2 separate regions of the Homo sapiens genome follow, and region 2 is linked to region 1. Evidence: read pairs that join two places in POLR2A ChIA-PET (ENCODE). Cell type or tissue: A673. All regions are shown on one strand.

The links. ChIA-PET counts read pairs that join two places held together with the same protein. Peaks named below come from ENCODE experiments on the same cell type or tissue, not always from the same donor. Only the 100,000 strongest peaks of a DNase experiment are listed, where the experiment ranks them.
Region 2: POLR2A ChIA-PET joins it to region 1 with 6 read pairs; 6 of 35 experiments call an interaction of 5 or more read pairs at or near these places.

What each region holds. Positions count from the first base shown.
Region 1 is chr15:40,730,056-40,732,555 of GRCh38, reverse strand. It overlaps RAD51 (RAD51 recombinase), which reads right to left. Exons shown (of 10, transcript NM_002875.5): 10 at 216-1,501. The coding sequence ends at 1,378. Among named protein-coding and RNA genes, the nearest start is that of RMDN3, 24 kb to the left of the region's middle. In A673, no CTCF peak of the experiment used is centred here; a DNase peak (open chromatin) is centred at 1,325; H3K27ac peaks cover 2,003 bases.
Region 2 is chr15:40,801,777-40,804,276 of GRCh38, reverse strand. The region is part of intron 1 of DNAJC17 (DnaJ heat shock protein family (Hsp40) member C17); the gene reads left to right. Among named protein-coding and RNA genes, the nearest start is that of ZFYVE19, 4.1 kb to the left of the region's middle. In A673, no CTCF peak of the experiment used is centred here; no DNase peak of the experiment used is centred here.

The sequences.
Region 1 (2,500 bases):
GATTAAAAATACAAAAATCAGCAGGGCGTGGTGGCGGGCGCCTGTTGTCTCAGCTACTTGGGAGGCTGAGGCTGGAGAATTGCTTGAACCCAGGAGGTGGAGGTTGTGGTGAGCCGAGATCACGCCATTGCACTCCAGCCTGGGCAACAAGAATGAAACTCCATCTCAAAAACAAAAAAAAAAAAAAAAGGAAAGGGGGGCCACAAGGCAACCCATGGTATGTCTTTCTTTTATTTTTCCATTAGCTTTTAAGCACAATCATCTGCAAGTGGGACTTTCCTTTCTGGTTTCAAATCTTGAAGCAACAGAAACTGATCACCCCTATACAGTGCCAAAAAGATTATGGAAACCCTGTCTTGAAATAGCTTGCACTGCAATAATTGCTATAAACAGCACATTCACTACTAATAACTACTTTATTAGAAGCCTCACAATCAAATCTGTTTACTTACCCTCTGAAATGTTTCTTGTTTGAAACATGGTCTCACTCTGTCACCCTGGCTGGAATGCAGCAGTGCAATCTCGACTCACTGCAACTTCCACCTTCCAGGCTTAAGTGATTCTCCCACCTCAGGCTATCGAGTAGCTGGGACTACAGGCACGTGTAACAGTGTGTCCAGATTAAGTTCTGCATTTTTTGTAGAGATGGGATTTCACCACCTTGGCCAAGCTGGACTTAAAACTCCTGGGCTCAAGCGATCCACCTGCCTCGGCCTCCCAAAGTGCTGGGAGTACAGGCGCAAGACACCACACTGGCCTGAAATGCTTTAAGACTCTAGGATTATCTTGAGTTAGTCTTAGCAATGAAAGACCAAGCAGGTAGATGGTGAAGGGCTAATGGCCTAGTAGGTTTGGCACAAGACTCCATAACCAAAACCTTACACAAGATCATTCAGACAGACAACTTAAAAACCTGCTTGAGAGTTTTACTGACAGAAAAAAAGAATCTGTGCAGACCCATTCCCTTTGCTACATAGCTGAGGCATTTTATTTTACCATTAATTTAGAAGTGAGAGAAGGGTCAGGTCTCTCCAGCTTTAGTTCTCTTGGAAACATAAGATTGTCCAGTAGACAGCTTGTTAAACCCAAGTCATTCCTAAGGCACCATGTCAAAGATACTTCATACCCCTCCTCCAAAACCAAAGAAAACACACAGAGATTAATACACTACAGAAGGAATAAACATTTTAGATCAGTTTGTGACTACTGACCTGTCTCCTGTTTATACCATCAGAAAAGCTGATATAATAGCTGTTTTCCCGGAAGCTTTATCCTGGCAGTCACAACAGGAAGAGGCCTGTAGAGAACCCCAGGGAGCAGTGCACTCTCATTAGGCTGCAGCACTTAAGGTTTTTAACAGAGGAAAAACCCAATGATTCAGTCTTTGGCATCTCCCACTCCATCTGCATTAATGGCGAACATAGCTTCAGCTTCAGGAAGACAGGGAGAGTCGTAGATTTTGCAGATTCTGGTTTCCCCTCTTCCTTTCCTCAGATACAATCTGACCCAAAGACACAGACCAAAGCACCAATTTATTATAATTAAACAATTCCGTTCCTGACTTTGTAACAGAGCTGAAAATTTTTTAGACATATATTCTTCCTAGAAGGACCCTGGGAATGTTTCTGTACTGTTTTCCTTAGTGCATTTCCAACCTGGCAGAATCCATTTTTGCCCTGGCCCCTCTCAGTGGATTGTCCATATTGAAACAAACATTAAAAAAAGAAAAATTTAGGCCGGGCATGGTGGCTCACGCCTGTAATCCCAGCACTTTGGGAGGCTGAGTTGGGCAGATCACGAGGTCAGGAGATCGAGACCATCCTGGCTAACACTGTGAAACCCCATCTCTACTAAAAATACAAAAAAATTAGCCAGGTGTGGTGGCGGGTGCCTGTAGTCCCAGCTATTCGGGAGGCTGAGGCAGGAGAATGGTGTGAACCCGGGAGGCGGAGCTTGCAGTGAGCCGAGATCGTGCCACTGCACTCCAGCCTGGGTGACACAGCGAGACTCCATCTCAAAAAAAAAAAAAAAAAAAGAAAAAAAATTTTTTCAAGACAGTGTCCTGCTCTTTTGCCAGGCTGGAGTGCAGTGATGTGTGATCATAGCTCAATACAGCCTCGAATTCCTATGCTCAACTGATCCTCCTGCCTCAGTCTCCTGGGTAGCTAAGACTACAGGCACACGCCACCACACCAGCTACTTTTTTTTGTAGAGACAGAGGCCTCACTTTGTTGCCCTTACTAGTGTCGAATTCCTGGCCTCAAACCATCCTATCACCTTGGCCTCCCAAAGTGTTGGGATTACCAGTGTGAGCCACTGTGCCCAGCCCAAACATTTTTTAAATAACAGGGGAGAGGCATATCAATTACTCATATTCATTCTTCCACACTTGTGGGTTTTTAATTCTTTTATGAACTAAAACATCTATACCAACGAGAGCATGTTAATTAGATTAGCAAGAGTTCCTAAGTGTCTATACAACAGTAGCTTTAACAGGGCT
Region 2 (2,500 bases), 72 kb before region 1:
AGTATTTGACTGAGTGTGATGGCTCACACCTGCAATCCCAGCACTTTGGGAGGCCAAGGTGGAAGGAACGCTTGAGGCCAGGAGTTTGAGACCAGCCTGGGAAACGTAGTGAGAGCCTGTCTCTCTCTCTATATATAAAAAAAAAAGCTGGGCAGGGTGTTACGCACCTGTAGTCCCCGCTACATGGGAGGCTGAGGTGGGAGGATCACTTGAGCCTGGGAAGTTTCAGTGAGCTATGATTTTGCCACTGTATTCCAGCCTGGATGACAGGGTGAGACCCTGCCACTCTTAAAAAAGAAAAGAAAATTCAACACTAGTGTGCATAATGAAAATGGGTGGGGGTGGGAGGAATGGAAGAGCTGCCACTAGGGGGTCAGATGGGGCTGGTGTCTAGGCAAGAGACCAAGGTCTGAGCTGGGCAGTGGTGGCTGGGATCCAGTTCTAACTCAGATGAGATAAGGGATAGGTGTGAAGCCACTCTATAAAGGGTAACAGGTGCTGCTCCTGCCTTTAATGGGGGGGCAAGATTCACGCATACAAGGGAGACATGGTGAGTTCCTTAAGAGGGGTACAAAGTGCTGTGGATGTTCAGTGTAGGCTGAGATTGCTATTAGTTTGAGAGAAGGAATAAAGGCAGGAGAGAAGGTATTTGGGGCCTTGAAGAATGGGCAGAGTTTGGACATGTGGAGATGGAGGCAGGGCATTCCAAGAAAGCAAATGTATATATTAATACATACAGTCTATTTTGGAGCATAAGTAGGTGGCACCCTCAAAGAGGCCTTACCTATTTTTCTTTTCATAGCAGCCATTCTCCTTTCTAGCACTTACTCCCATTTACACTTTGGATACACTGGCTAGCTTCATGGCAACACACTTTTTGGTAGAAAGCAAGAAAAACCTAGGCCCTGGTGTCCCCGCACCATGGTTTAATACCTGTCATAGACAACCTAGGTTGCTGCCATAGGGCAACCTAGAGGACAAACAAATATTTAAAGTGTATACAAGGAAGAACTCCTAAACTGGTTGTCCAAATAGCCTAGGAGTTCTCAATTTGCCCTCTACAGAAAGGCTCCAGGAACTGGGTGAAGGAACCTCTGAAAATCATGCGTGATTTTTTTTTTTTTTGTATTTATTCTGGAGGAGAGGAGGACTTTTTTTTTCTTTTTTTTTTTTTTGACCCAGGGTCTCTCTGTGTTACCCACGCTGGAGTCAGTGGCATGATTACTGCTCACTGCAAACTCTGCCTCCTGGGCTCAAGCAATCCTCCCACCTCAGCCTCAAAAGTAGCTGGGACCACAGGTGTGCACCGCCATGCCTGGCTAATTTTTGTATTTTTGTAGAGATCGGGTTCCACCATGTTGGCCAGGTTGGTCTTGAACTCCTGGGTTCAAGCAGTCCTCCCGCCTTGGCCTCTGAAAAGTGTTTGGGTTATAGGCATGAGCTACCACGCCTGGCCAGAGGAGGGAATTTTAATCCAAAAGTCAAAGAAGCCCTAATGGAGGCCAAGCTCCCTGTGTTACTGATGGCGAAACTGCAGCTCGGAGAAGGTGGTTAGTGGCAGAATTGGGACTAGAACCCTGATGCCCTGATGCCCTGATGCCCTGATGTCCAGCTCAGGCCTCTGCTCCTTCTGCTAAGGCTCCCTGGCCCTGTCCAGCGCGGTTCAGTGGTAGTGATGAGCACCACCACCAAATTTAACTTGTGTTCAGACTACTTCTCTGAATCTCAAATCTGTGTATCTATCTGCCTGTTTGATCCCTCCATGTGGATGTTTCACAGCGGTCTAAATCTTACTACATCCAAAAATTGGCCAGGCGCAGTGGCTCATGTCTGTAATCCCAGCACTTCGAGAGGCCCAGGCAGGCAGATCACCTGAGGTCAGGAGTTTTAGACAGCCTGGCCAACAGGGTGAAATCCTATCTCTACTAAAAATATAAAAACTAGCCAGACGCGGTGGCACGTGCCTGTAGTCCCAGCTACTGGGAGGCTGAGGCAGGAGAATCGCTTGAACCTGGGAGGCGGAGGTTGCAGTGAGCTGAGATCAAGCCACTGCACTCCAGCCTGGGTGACGGAGCTAGAATCTGTCTCGAAAAAAAAAAAAAAAAAAATTGAACTCTTTCAATTCTCTCTCCAAACCTGCTCCTTCCTTGGATTTCCCCATCTTGTGGCACCACCATCCATCCATTCAAGCTAGGAACCTGGAGTCATTCTCAGTACCTCCCTATCCTCTCACCCCTGCCATCTAGAACATCACCGGGTCCTGATGAGTCAGCCTCCCAAATAATCCCCAAACCTGTTCACCCTCTCTGTCTCCACCACTACTGCTCCAGCCCAGGCCCCCATCCACTCAGCTGAATGTTTAGAGGAGCCTGCCAACTTTTTTCTGCTTTCAGCCTATTCCATTCTGATCTATTGAGCCTCTCCAATTCTCCTCACAGAAAATGGAATGATCTTGCTACTCCCTGAAAACCCTATTTAGCACTTCTAATAAAATACTCAA